Linked DNA regions of Homo sapiens: all the other regions are linked to region 2. The links are chromatin contacts, found by Hi-C or POLR2A ChIA-PET in ENCODE. All regions are on one chromosome and are shown on one strand. The core of a region is the stretch at or near the end of the contact, and the rest is flanking DNA. Distances in the headings are between cores, read along the strand shown.

Region 1 (2,700 bases), core at 166-2,665, 490 kb after region 2:
CAGGAAGAAATTTAGAACAAAGAACGGTGCTCAGAGTTCAGTCTTCAGTTCCTGCTTATCTGAGGTCGATGTGTCAGTGGATCCATTTGGTGGAGATCCAGGTTTCTGAAAAACAACTCAGGGATATATATTAAGATGTTATATTTAGGGCCAGGCCCAGCACTTTGGGAGGCGGAGGCAGGTGGATTGCCTGAGCTCAGGAGTTCAAGACCAGCCTGGGCAACATGGCAAAACCCCATCTCTACTAAAAATGCAAAAACTAGTCAGGCCTGGTGGTGCACACGTGTAATCCCAGCTACTTGGGAGGCTGAGGCAGGAGAATCGCTTGAACCTGGGAAGCGGAGATTGCAGTGAGCTGAGATCGTGCCACTGCACTCCAGCCTGGGCAACAGCGTGAGACCCTGTCTCAAAAAAAAAAAAAAAAAAAAAAAAAAAAAAAGAAGAAACAAAAAAGAAAGTTGTTATCTTTAGTTTCTCTAGAGGAACCAAGCATCTGACTCTAACTTCCTCGTCTATTGTTTTAGGCTACTGTTACCTTCTGCTTGTCAGGTTGCTTATTTACTTCTCAGGGCTAGCTAAGTGCCTGGAATTTCATTTGAAGGAACTCAGAATTTTCCTTTATTTCCATGTTTGGAGGCTCACAGGCTACTAAGAGAGGGTTCTTGCTCCATCTGACCGTAATCATAATCTCAGCGCTTTGGGAGGTTGAGGTGGGAGGATTGCTTGAGCCTAGGAGTTCAAGGTTAGAGTGAGCTATGATTGCACCACTGCACTCCAGCCTGGGTGATAGAGTGAGACCCTATCTCTAAGCAAAGAAAAAAAATAAAGACTTCAACATTCGTATTATGAACTAGAGTTCGACATTTGTTTATGGTTCTTTTTGCTTTTAGGTAAAATTTACCTACAATAAAATATACAAATCTTGAGTGTAACATTGGATGAGTTTTGACAAATTCATAAATCCAAATGTCTATCACTCCAGAAAGTCCCTTTAAGCCCTTTCCCAGTAAATCCCCGCCCCCATACCCAGAGGCAAGCACTGTTCTGACTTTGTCCATCATAAATTAGTTTAGCTTGCTCTAGAACTTGAAGAGGAAGAAGAATTACAGGTTACACACTCTTTGTGTTAAGTTCTTTTTACTCAGCACAGTGTTTTTTGAAATTAGTTCAGGCTATTGAATGTATCTGAGTTTATTCATTTTTTTCTAAGTAGTTTCCATTGCGTGAATATATCATAGCTTGTTTATCTATTTTCCTATTGATGGGCATGTGAGGTTGTTGACAAGTTTTGGTATTATGAATAAAGCTGCTAAGAACATTCTTATCTCACTCTTTTTGTAGAGCTATGTTTTCATTTCTCAAGGGTAAATAACTAGGAGTGGAACTTCTGAGTCATAGGATTGGTATGAAACTGCCAAAAGTTTTTCCAAAGTGGTTGTATCATTTTACACTCCCATGAACAATGTATGAGAGCTCTCGTGGTTCCATTAGACCAACACTTCATGTTGCCAGTTTTTAAAATTTTAGCCATTCTGGTGGGTGTATAATCCACCTCATCGTGGTTTTCTTTTTCATTTCTATGATGACTAATAATGTTCTTTATGTGCTTATTTGCCATTTGAATAGGTTCCTTTATGAAATGACTGTTGAATTTTTTGCTAATTGGATAACATTTTAACATATATAAGGGTTGTATACCCTTCAAGATAGCAAAAATTTAAAAAGAATTCAGAATTCTGTGAATTCAGATACATAAATATCTACAGAGCCAAAGAAATGCAAAGTGCATTGGCACAATGGGCCAGTCTAAGTGGGGTGTCAGAGTTCTGTAAGTTGCTTTACGAAATCCCAGCACTTTGGGAGGCTGAGGCGGGTGGATCGCGAGGTCAGGAGGTCGAGACCATCCTAGCTAACATGGTGAAACCCCATCTCTACTAAAAATACAAAAAAATAGCTGGGCATGGTGGCGGGTGCCTGTAATCCCAGCTACTTGGGAGGCTGAGGCAGAAGAATGGCGTGAACCTGGGAGGTGGAGCTTGCAGTGAGCCGAGATTGCACCACTACACTCCAGGCTGGGTGACAGAGCTAGACTCTGTCTCAAAAAAAAAAAAAAAAAAAAAATAATAATAATTAGGTCATGATAGGATTCACACTCAGGGATGTGGGCTAAGTGACCAGGGCCACATTATGACTCTCATGGGCTCTGGGCACTTTTGCCTTTGTGGGAAAATGAATTAGAAATTATATTTTAGCACTGCATTGGTATACAGATAAACATAATCCAAATGGATTCAATGTTATATGTGCATTATTATTTTATTAATTTTTGTCCTGATTTAAAAAGAAATAAAAATTAGAACACATTTGTGGGCATCTGTAAGTATTGTAGGCTCTAGACACTATGCCCTTCTGCCTAATTCTGAGTAAGTCAGCCCTGTAAGTGACCATGCCCCTTTTAAGGTATGGCATGAAAAACTATAGAAATTACAAAAGGGACTTCAACCTAGGTCAGGCTTGTGAGGAAAGCCATCCTGGAGGTCTGCAGTCCAGGCCTAATGTCCTAGCTAAAACCTCTGGTTGTTCTGCAAGAATGTGGAATGACATAATCTTTTCCTTGGTGAGTAAGCATCTTTCAACCTCAGAGAGGATTAAGTATAGGAATGTTTACCAGAAATTTCACCTATACTTGAATATTTTGGG
Region 2 (2,700 bases), core at 103-2,602:
GACTGCACAGCCTGCTGAAGTTGGTCTGATCGGCTGAGGAACTCCTTTTCTGTTACAACCTGACTAATGAACACATGGTGCTGCTGCTGCTGCTGCTCAGCTCCCTGATGAGAAGGCATTCTGACATTCTCAAACGTAACCAGTTTGCCTCCAAACTATAAAAGAGAGAATGAACAAACTCAGTGTTAACCCAAGGATATGGCCAAAAAAAGTGCTTATAAAGTGGCCTAAACAGATAATCTGGATGAAATTAGTTGATACAACCTCTCATGCGCCACAGTCTGACACCACTTCAATTTCTGTTCTAGATGAAATGTACTTTTTTGGTTTTTTGGTTTTTTTTTTTTTGAGACAGAGTTTCGCTCTTAGTCACCCAGGCTGGAGTGCAAAGGTGGGATCTTGGCTCACTACAACCTCTGCCTCCTGGGTTCACGTGATTCTCCTGCCTCAGCCTCCTGAGTAGCTGGGATTACAGGTGCCGGCCACCATGCCTGGCTAACTTTTGTATGTTTAGTAGACAGGGTTTCACCATGTTGGCCAGGCTGGTCTTGAACTCCTAACCTCAAGTGATCCACCCAGATAGAGAAGACCAGATAGGACGATGAGAAGATTAAGCAGATCCAAAGAACAGACTTACGAGTGACATAAAACATATTCAAAGGTCCATTTTAGGAAGATTAATCTTGGAATATGTAGTAGAGATTAGAGGGGGAAAAGACAAGCAACAAATATGAAATCAAGCTATTAGAAGTTTGGCATGAAAGAATTAGGCAAGGTATCAGCAATGTAAAAGGAAGAAACAAACAAAAAGTGCTAGAGAGGATGTGGAGAAACTAGAACCCTTGTGCACCACTAGTGAGAATGTAAAATGGTAAAACGGCTATAAAATGGTATGGAGGTTCTTCAAAAACTTAAAAATAGAACCATCCTATGATCCAGCAATCCCACTTCTGGGTATATGTCCCAAAAAACTGAAAGCAGGATCCCAAAATGATAATTACAAACCCATGTTCACCACAGCATTTATTCACAATAGCCAAAAGGTGGAAGCAACCAAAATGACCATCAAATGAATGGATAAAAAAAAATGTGGTATATATATATATATATATATATATATATATATATATATATATATATACAATGCAATATTATTTGGCCTCTAAAAAGAAGTAAATTCTGTCACACTACAACACAGATAAACCTTGAGGACATTAAGCTAAGTAAAATAAGCCAGCCACAAAAAGACAAGTACTGCATGATTCCATTTATATGAGTAATTTAAAGTAGAAAACTCCTAGCAACAAAGTAGAATGTGGTTACCAGGGATTCAAGGGAAACAGGAAATGGGGAGCTGTTGTTCAAGGGCACAGAGTTTCAGTTTTGCAAGATGAGAAAGTTCTAGAGATCTGTTGCACAACAACGTGTATATAGTTAACACTACTGTAGTATATATTTAAAAATGGTTGTAGTGTATATTTTAAAATGGTTAAGATAGTAAATTTTATATTATGCATTTTTTACAATTAAAATTTTATATTATGCATTTTTTACCATTAAAAAAAGCTGGCAATTAAAAAAGAAAGCTAAAAGGATGAAGAAGAGGGAGGACACTCCCTGCAAAAAGAAAAGAAAAAAAGAAGAAAAGAAAAGAAAAAGAAGGGAGGGAGGGAGGGAAAGAGAGACAGAGGGAGGGAAAGAGAGACAGAGAGAGAGAGAAGGAAGACAAATTTAAAAGGGAGGAGGGCCGGGTGCAGTGACTCATGCCTGTAATCCCAGCACTTTGGGAGGCCGAAGCGGGTGGATCACCTGAGGTCAGGAGTTCAAGACCAGGCCAGTCAACATGGTAAAACCCCATCTCTACTAAAAATACAAAAACCAGCCAGGTGTGGTGGCACGTGCTTGTAATCCCAGCTACCCAGGAGGCTGAGGCAGGAGAATCGCTTGAACCAAGGAGGCGGAGGTTGCAGTGAGCCAAGGTTGTGCCACTGCACTCCAGCCTGTACAACAGAGTGAGACTGTCTCAAAAAAACAAACAAACAAACAAAAAAATGGAGGAGGGGAGGAATATAAAGTGTTGGCTACACAACAACAATGTAAATGTACTTAATGCCATTGAACTGTATATTTAAAAATGAACAAAATGATCAATTTTATGTATATTTTACCATGATTTTTAAAAAAGGGAAAAAAAAGAGTAGGTTCCAATTTTTCAGAGAAACCATTTTGAATGATGAAATACCCACAAGTACATCTCAAATCCCAACTTAAACCCTGATTGCTTCCATCAGAGTGACTCTATAATAACACTTTGGTATAAAAAGTCCTTTGTGCCTATGGACCATAAAAACAAAATCCACCTACTGAAAAAGAAGCACCAACAGGCCTTCGAATCCACTTGGGCGGCTTCTTCAGAGGCAGCACTATACTATGCTGAGCAGTCTGCTGTGGAATTTGTAACGGAGGAAGGGGCTGTCCTGTGCCAAAGGGATCAAGATTCCCAAAAGATGATGAAAGCTAAAAAAGATAATAATAACATAAGCATCCGACCATACACAAAGTTTCATTTTTTTCCAGTCATATCCAAAAAAATTTTTGATCACAATTGTCCAATTAACCAGCATTGTTAATCAGTGAAGTCATTTCAAAATATTACACAACACATACTTTTTTCAGGCATTATAATAGAAAACTTTAACA
Region 3 (2,732 bases), core at 99-2,598, 350 kb after region 2:
AAGCCCAGTTTACGTGTTGTTATTATAGAGACCAAATGAGATAAAAGGTGTGAAAGTGTTTTTTACTTTTTAATCAATTACTCAGTTTACTCATAGGGTGAGTGCTTAAATATGGGCTCCATAAAGGGTCAGGGCAAAAGTTCTCAACCCCGAGTACATATTAACATTACTTGAGGAGCTTTGAAAAATACCCAGATTGACCTCCTCCCCTCCACGATTCTCAGTCCACTGGTCTGGGGAGGGCACCGAGTTTGGGCATTTTTTAAAAATCTCTCAGGTTTTTCTACTGGCAGCCAGGCTTGAGCACTACCCCTCTATTAGTGGTGAATTCTAAGTGGTAAAACGGGAAAGGCTTAATCAAGAAGGACTTGTTTGAGCTAGACCTTATGTAAGATTTGAGGAATAATATTTTGGGACTAGGTAGTATATATACACACTATAAAATTTAGAAGTCTAAAAGGATTTATCATGAAAAGTGTATCTTCTCTGTCCTTCTCTCTGGAGGGGAGTCAGCAACTCTGACCAGCTCTCTTTATTTTTATTTTTTTGAGACAGGGCCTCACTCTGTCACCCAGGACCCAGGCTAGAGTGCAGTAGTGTGATCATAGCTCACTGTAGCCTCGACCTCCCAGGCTCAAGTGATCCTCCTGCCTCAGTCTCCCAAGTAGATGGGACTATGGGTGCACACCACCACGCCCGGATAATTAAAAAAACATTTTTTTTTTGTAGAGATAGGGTCTTCCTATGTTACCAAGGTTGGTCTCAAACTCCTGGGCACAATTGATCCTCCAGTCTCAGCCTCCCAAAGTTCTGGGATGACAGGCCTGAGCCACTGCGGGCGGCCTTGACCAGCTCTCGTTTATAATACTGGAGATACTCTTTACAGTTGCTATTAAGGATCTTGTCAGATTGGTCAGGGGAAAGGAGAGGAAAAGAGCAGGTGTCATTTTCTGTTCCACAACCTTCCACTAGGCACAGAATATCATTTGGATAGGTATAACTTGATTGAGGAAATCCATTTAAGAAAAAAATAGAAAGTTGATTTTCAGAATAGGGCTTTCTTCTTTCCCTCCTCCTCCTCCTCCTTTTCAGTTTCTTTCTTTCTTCCTGTCACAGTAAATTCTGAGCAGCTTGAATTTTTAAAATTTAACTTTTTATTCTGAGGTAATTGTAGATTCACATGCAGTTGGTAAGAAATAGTACCAAGAGATCCCATGTACATTTTGCTTAATTTTAATTCATTTTCATTCCAGTACTAATCAAGATATTTCAGATCAAACTCTCTAGTACTGTTTTGAAAAACTACAACCCAGAATTGAGAGTGAGGTTGCAGGAGAGGGCGGGGCTGTGGAGGAACAACGTGTTTTCGTGTTTTCGGTCTTCCCTCATTGTTTCTGGGAAATCACAACTAACATGCAATGTGCCCGTGGCACAGTCCCAGCTGGGGACTAATTAAGACTCTCTGGCAACAGATGCTGTCCGCTCGTTTATATTAATAATGTCCTCCTTTGTGTGCTGGACATGCCAGGGCAAAGGAGGCCAGCTCGGGGAGAGGCTCTCTACCAAAGTGGAACCAGCAGTTTCTACCTGGGTCCTGACTCCAAGTCAGAATATGAGAAAACACTGCACTTGCCCATTCCAGATCCTGCCTTCCTGGTCTCCAGACTCAGGGAAACTAACAGATGGAGGCAGCAAGCCATTCCTGACTCTCAGGTGTCCACGCTGACTCTGAATGGTTACTGGATTCCTGGATAGCACAAGCCCTCTGTCAAACGTGATTCACAAACACAGATCACATGATGACAGAGTAACTGCGGTCCTTCTCTGCCTCTTCCTTTTTGTACTGCATTGGCAGGAAGGAACACCTGGTCAGAAGCAGGTGGCTGGAAGAAAGAGGTTTTAATCTTTTTCCAGTCCAACTCATCTTCCACAGCAGTCACCTGCATACTGTGTAACAAGTGGCCAATGCATTGAAAATGCAAACCATCAGGCCTGAGATTTTATGGGTAAGAAGGTTGCTGGATTATGCATTTCCCCGCTATGGACGTTTTGGCCCAGTATTTCGTTCTTATGCTTATGTCATTTGTGTTAATATAATACATCTGGATATAATAATACTTGGTATTTTTTTGTCGTGTGTTTTTTGTTTTGTTTTGTTTTTTGTTTGTTTGTTTTTGTTTGAGACAGAGTGTTGCTCTGCCACCCAGGCTGGAGTGCAGTGGCGTGATCTTGGGTCACTGCAACCTCCGCCTCCTGGGTCCAAGCAATTTTCCTGCCTCAGTCTCCTGAGTAGCTGGGATTACAGGCACACACCACCACGCCCAGCTAATTTTTGTATTTTTAGTAGAGACGGGGTTTCATCATGTTGGCCAGGCTGGTCTCCAACTCCTGACCTCAAGTTACCTGCCCGCCTTGGCCTCCCAAAGTGCTGGGATTACAGGTGTGAGCCACTACACCTGGCCTATGTGGTGCTTTTGGTAAGGGATCTGGTACCAACACGTTAGGCTTCATCACATTTGTTAAGGTATTTAAAATATACAACGGAAGAAAGAGTAGAACCCGACCACTAATAAACATGATCCCAGGCTTCTATAATCATGTGAAGTAGAACACTATGCACACATATGAAATTTAGGCACGCTCTTTTCTAAACTGATGATAACTACCATTTGTTAATATATTCTGGGCAGAATGTTAATGTTTTGCATGACTTCATTTAACCCTTACAACAA
Region 4 (2,700 bases), core at 196-2,695, 400 kb before region 2:
ACTCTATCCACATGCCGCCATAGCAAAAGAGAAACTGAAAAACAAGAATATTTAGCTCTTATCTTAATCGTGTATCATGTGTGTGTTTTAATGGAGTGCCGGTGGCAATTCATGGTTATTATTTGAGTTATGTATACATATAAGGTTACTATTCCATTTGGATAGTAAGCATTCAGGATATGAGTGGAGTTCCTTATATTTTTGAGAATCTTAACTTTGAGGTCTCTAAGGTAATGCTTGAAGGAGGGAGTTACTCTCCTAACTAATCAAGAAAAACTCACGAATCCTGGAGGAGCAATTTTAGAAATGCTTTGAATAAGGAAAAAGAAGTCTTAGAACTATGAGAGGACAGGGGATATAAAAGATTTTATGTTGATAATTTTGATCTAGTAGCCAATTAAGAAATCTAGGGTCTATGAAAATATATGAATAAAAAAGAAAGGAAATGAGTTTAGGTACATCTTAGAAATGGGAATAATTTGTAAATGATGATAAAACCACAAATAGTAATAAAAGGATGAACTTAATACCTTTTTTGGAAAGCTCATAGGCAGATGGCAGAAAGGGGTATATCTTAATGTTATTTAAGGAGTAGTTGGAAAATGAAGAAATGAGAAGATTAGGCACTAGGATCTAGATTAGAAAGGAATTGAATAAAAAGGAAGGCACACAGCATCTAGCCAGCAAAGGATTGAGGTGGAGAGGCATTTTACTACCCATGTACACTGAGTAAGGAGGACAGAAAATCAATAGATTTCAGGAATTAAGAGAAAATTGAAGTATCAGATTTATTTTGCAAAGTAAGGGAAAAACTAGTTGAATGGAATCGTTTTTAGATCCTAGGAAAACCATTCACAAATGATGGAGAAAGGTCGTAGGAAGAATTTGAAAGATAAAGTAGATTGGCAAGAGAGGAAAAATACCTATCTAAGAATGTAAGCAGTGATACACAATGTATACATGTATTGAAACACCACAGTGTACCCCATAAATATGCACAGTTATGCATCATTAAAAAACTTTTTTTAATGTGGATAATGAGCTAGAAGATGAAGTCAGATGAATTCATAGTCCTTATGAGGGGAAGGAAGGCAAAAAACCTCTGGAACTTCCAAAAAGAGGACAAAGGCCTCAGCCTCTTGTTTGCAGAGAATATGGAGGACAAAAGCGTCTTAAAGTTGTGGCTCTTTTTATTCCTGTTTATTAATCCAGATGTACCTCTGTTGTTCTCTTTCCTACAGTGGCGCTGATTTCTAATCTTGGGTCAAAGCCCAGGTTGGTTTTTTAGAAGAGAAGCCCTTAACAGAAGATTCTCTAATCTTATCAACATTTCTGGAGTAGCAGGACTTCTTTTTGGTCTGGAAAGCGGGTTTTAGTTGCTACGCAGAATGTCAAATGTGTAGTTGCACAAGGAAAGGTTGAAAGCCACTGGCTTATTGCCAGGGCAGATGCACGGCAGCCTTTCCCCAGCAGATGGTGCTGTTTCTCCAGACTTGATATGAAGTGTGAGGCTCCACCCCTCCTCCCCCCCTCCCCCAACCCCCGCCCCGTCGCCCGCCAAATACAGCAGATGGAGCTAAGAGAGAGAAAACTATATTTTGTTTATCCTTACAAGCCAAAAGCTTGATGTTGCAAGAGTTGGAGTAGTTTGGAAAAAATGGCAGTAATCCTGAATGAAATCCAACTATCTAATATTCCTTTTCCTCAATAAAAAATTAGTGATTTTTAGCCCCTTTTTCCAGCGGCAGTGTTAAAAAGGGATTGTTTTCAGGGCTTTTTTTATTCCCACGAGTACAAAGTTGAGTATAATATATTCCAAAAGTTTGTTAACCTACCACCTGTGCCCAGATGGCAAAGTGATATTATCCTCAACCTAATATTTAAGAATAACGTGGAGTTTTTACTAAAACACTTGGAGTAACTGACAGAAGTAAAATTTCTACCTTACAAATTCAACCCAAATTTATTCCTTAAATATTTATTAAGCATTTACCTTGCATCCCAGATCTGCTATGAGGGGACAAAGTTCCTCTCTACTCCCATTGTGCATACATTTTTCGAGAAGAGAAACAATGGTGACTAAGACAAGAAAAAATTAGATACTAGTAAGCGCTCTGCAGAGAACACAGGGTAGAATAACTTTACAGGAGGGGTGATGAGAAGGTGACATCTAATCTAAATGACATGGAAGACATGTAGGAAACTAGGAGAACTGGTGTTCCATGCAGATGGAACAGCATAGCACAGATCTAGGGCAAAGCTTGGCCTTTTTCAGGAATTGAGAGCCCAGTGGCTGGATACCATCAGAGAAGTGGGCTGAAGCCAGATGATAGTGCTTTGTACTCCAGTAAGAAGTTTGAATTGTATTCTAAGTATGGTAAAAAGCCCCTGGAGGACTTTGAGCAGAAGATAACCTGAGTGGTTTACATATTTAAGGAATTCTGTATGGAATGGAGAATGGTTTATAAGTGGGCATGACTGCATGCAGGAAGGTGAGTTAAGTATATCAGGGTTGAGTGCTGCAGGCAAAAATCACAAGGAGTTAGGTGTATACAACATCAGTGGAAGAACTGGGAGAAGAGTCAGGGCAACTACCACTGGACTGTGGAGTTAGAGGACACCTCACAGTGGTTAGCTCAGGAAGCCTGCTACCATTGCCACTGTAGCTCATGCCCACGACGCTGGCCAGACTCTGGAATG
Region 5 (2,700 bases), core at 26-2,525, 390 kb after region 2:
TACATATTAATTGGAACAACTATAAAAATGTTAAATGTTACCTTCTCCATGGAAGAGATAGTTCAGTATAAAGCATGAAATCCAAAATCCCATCACAATTAATAACACGATAATCTTGTAAAATGAGAGCACAAGTCTGTCAGATATCAGATCTTGGGGATATAATCAATGAATGAGGCAGCGTACATCAACAACAACAATAACCAAATGGGCAAAGACATGAAGGCAACTCACACAGAAGAAATAAAAATGCTCTATAAACACTTTGAAAAAGATCAACTACTTTAGTAATCACAGAGTTGTGAGTGAAACCACATATTGTTCTTGCCTATGTGTCAAAGTTTTAAAAATAGTATCCTTTCATATTGGCCAAGGTCTGAGAAAGAGGCTCTCATGCACTGCTATTAGCAATGTGTAGCTTTCTGTAGGGTAATTTGAGAAAATGAATCCAAATCCTTTAAAATGTGCCTACCACCATACTCCACCCTCCATACCTACCCTCCAATCCCTGGAAATGTACATGCACATACAAAGACATTCTGCTTCTAGGATTTTTCCTACAGAAATATTCACAGATATGCCCAATGATACAAATCTATTCATGGCCGTACTGCTTGTGAGAAGGAAAAAATGTAAATATTAAAATCCATGATAGGATTAATTAAATTGCAGTACATACATATGATAAAAACCCATGCAGCCAAAAAACATCAATATATTGAAAGAAGCATTAATGACATGGGAAAATATTAAGTGAAAAAAGTAGATTTTACAAAAGAAGTATAGTATAACCTCTGCCTCCCAGGTTCAAGCAATTCTCATGCCTCCCTCACCCTCCTGAGTAGCTGGGATTGATTATAGGTGTGTGCTACCAAGCCTGGCTAATTTTTTTTGTATTTTTAGTAGAGATGGGGTTTCACCATGTTGGCCAGGCTGGTCTCGAACTCCTGACCTCAAGTGATCCACCTGCCTTGGCCTCCCAAAGTGCTGGGATTACAGGCATGAGCCACCATTCCTGGCCTGATTAATTTCTAAAGTTAAAAATTAGTTACTGTATGCCAGCACCTATATTAAATGTGTTGCATAGTCTCTAAATTATACATTAACCCTAAGAAATAGGTGTTACCATTGATACAGGGCAAATGAGCCCCAAAGTGGAGCTTAGTCCACGAGGGTTCTTGGCTTTGCCCAGGAAAGAAGGGCAAAGGGCAAGCCAGAGATAGAATAAAACAGCTTTATCGAAAAGGCAGTGTTACGCTCCAGTGTTGTTAAGAGTTGTGACTGCTCCTACAGAGCAAGGCCACCTGGTGGGCAGACAGCAGCATTACTTATATTCTTATATAGTTTTGATGATATGTACATGAAAATGTTTTTGTAACGTTACCTCACATAGTCAACTTTTTATGTTGTTGAACAGCATTAATAATTTCTTTTTCTTTTTTTTTTTTTGAGACAGCGTCTTGGTCTGTCACCCAGGCTGGAGTTCAGTGGCGCGATCTCAGCTCACTGCAAGCTCCACCTCCCAGGTTCACGCCATTCTCCTGCCTCAGACTCCCAAGTAGCTGGGACTACAGGCGCCCGCCACCATGCCTGGCTATTTTTTTGTATTTTTAGTAGAGACGGGGTTTCGCAGTGTTAGCCAGGATGGTCTCGATCTCCTGACCTCGTGATCCGCCCGCCTCGGCCTCCCAAAGTGCTAGGATTACAGGTGTGAGCCACCGTGACTGGCCAGCATTAATAATTTCTAATGGTTGCACCTAACACCAGGTCTGACAAGTAACTCTAATGTTAGTTCACCCGATGTACAAAAATTACAAATGTTTACTGAGTGCTTACAGTGTGGTATACTGGGGACATTTCAATGAATAAGACAAACAAGGTCCCACTGATCATGAAATCTCCATTCTCGCAAGGGAAGACAGAGAATTTTTAAATCCATGAGAAAGGTATTAGGATTATACCTATTTGAGTATTTGAGCCACCGAGAGGTCAGGGAACTTTCCCAAGAGCAACCAACTGGTAGGCAGGTGTTACAGCAGATTCCAACCCTGGCAAGCTGTCGTCATGATAGCGTTCTTAGTTCCTGCTCCACTGGCACCCAGAGGGTGGAGGGTGTACTTTCAGTTGGAGGAAACATTAGGGTGAGGCCAGATTATAAAAATCAGGTAGAGGCATTAAACAATTTAGCAAAGAAATCCGGGAAGAGGGAGAGGCAGCCCTTGTGATATGGTATATTGGGGATATTTCAATGAATAAGACAAACAAGGTCCCACTTACCATGAAATCTCCATTCGCAGGGGAAGACAGAAAATTTTGAAATGCATGAGAAAGGTATTATGATTATCCCCGAGTGAGCCACAGAGAGGTCAGGGAACTTGCCCAAGATCACCCAACTGATAGGTGTTAAAGCAGATTCCAACCCTGGCAAGCTGTGGCTGTGACTGGCATTCACAGCTCCTGCTCCACTGGCACCCACCAAGTGCTCTGGGAATTCAGAGGACAGGTCAGTTAGAGCTGGAATAGTTGTATTCATTTACTTTTTAGACCCTGTAGCTCCCATCCTATCTCCACCCCCATCATGAAATTGTGGTAGATAATTGTCCACAGTTTAAAAAGTTCTTTCACATGATTTCTATTGAAAAACTCACAGTGACTTTGAAGCAGAAGAGTAGGGCAAGGGCCCTCCTCACTGAATAAATT

The links. Hi-C counts contacts between places; a loop is a spot of excess contacts on that map. ChIA-PET counts read pairs that join two places held with the same protein, here RNA polymerase II (POLR2A). Pooled maps may share reads with other maps.
Region 1: a pooled map shows a loop between it and region 2 (5-fold over the local background). The contact joins two enhancer-like sites. A Hi-C loop is called at or near these places in 5 of 50 pooled maps. POLR2A ChIA-PET finds 5 or more read pairs at or near these places in 2 of 52 experiments (WTC11 and activated T-cell).
Region 3: a loop to region 2 is called in a pooled map, with 5 times the contacts of the local background. The contact joins two enhancer-like sites. A Hi-C loop is called at or near these places in 4 of 50 pooled maps. POLR2A ChIA-PET finds 5 or more read pairs at or near these places in 2 of 52 experiments (activated CD4-positive, alpha-beta T cell and activated T-cell).
Region 4: a loop to region 2 is called in a pooled map, with 2.4 times the contacts of the local background. The contact joins two enhancer-like sites. A Hi-C loop is called at or near these places in 2 of 168 maps with a recorded cell type or tissue (both CD8-positive, alpha-beta T cell) and 8 of 50 pooled maps. POLR2A ChIA-PET finds 5 or more read pairs at or near these places in 1 of 52 experiments (HCT116).
Region 5: a loop to region 2 is called in a pooled map, with 3 times the contacts of the local background. The contact joins two enhancer-like sites. A Hi-C loop is called at or near these places in 3 of 168 maps with a recorded cell type or tissue (HCT116, K562 and naive thymus-derived CD4-positive, alpha-beta T cell), 2 of 37 single-sample maps with no recorded cell type and 11 of 50 pooled maps. POLR2A ChIA-PET finds 5 or more read pairs at or near these places in 3 of 52 experiments (CD8-positive, alpha-beta T cell, HEK293 and HEK293T).

What each region holds. Positions count from the first base shown.
Region 1 is chr4:83,356,021-83,358,720 of GRCh38, forward strand. No RefSeq gene overlaps it. Among named protein-coding and RNA genes, the nearest start is that of HPSE, 23 kb to the left of the region's middle. Within about 2 kb of position 1,416, at least 7 of the 41 ENCODE cell types and tissues checked have a DNase peak (open chromatin) inside an H3K27ac peak, as active enhancers do.
Region 2 is chr4:82,864,444-82,867,143 of GRCh38, forward strand. SEC31A (SEC31 homolog A, COPII component) reads right to left here. Exons shown (of 27, transcript NM_001077207.4): 10 at 2,365-2,517; 11 at 1-155. Among named protein-coding and RNA genes, the nearest start is that of SEC31A, 25 kb to the right of the region's middle. Within about 2 kb of position 1,353, at least 6 of the 41 ENCODE cell types and tissues checked have a DNase peak (open chromatin) inside an H3K27ac peak, as active enhancers do.
Region 3 is chr4:83,218,088-83,220,819 of GRCh38, forward strand. No RefSeq gene overlaps it. Among named protein-coding and RNA genes, the nearest start is that of COQ2, 65 kb to the right of the region's middle. RefSeq lists an enhancer at 1,448-1,707. Within about 2 kb of position 1,349, at least 16 of the 41 ENCODE cell types and tissues checked have a DNase peak (open chromatin) inside an H3K27ac peak, as active enhancers do.
Region 4 is chr4:82,461,111-82,463,810 of GRCh38, forward strand. It overlaps ENOPH1 (enolase-phosphatase 1), which reads left to right. Exons shown (of 6, transcript NM_021204.5): 6 at 1-67. Among named protein-coding and RNA genes, the nearest start is that of ENOPH1, 32 kb to the left of the region's middle. Within about 2 kb of position 1,446, at least 3 of the 41 ENCODE cell types and tissues checked have a DNase peak (open chromatin) inside an H3K27ac peak, as active enhancers do.
Region 5 is chr4:83,259,441-83,262,140 of GRCh38, forward strand. No RefSeq gene overlaps it. Among named protein-coding and RNA genes, the nearest start is that of COQ2, 24 kb to the right of the region's middle. Within about 2 kb of position 1,276, at least 7 of the 41 ENCODE cell types and tissues checked have a DNase peak (open chromatin) inside an H3K27ac peak, as active enhancers do.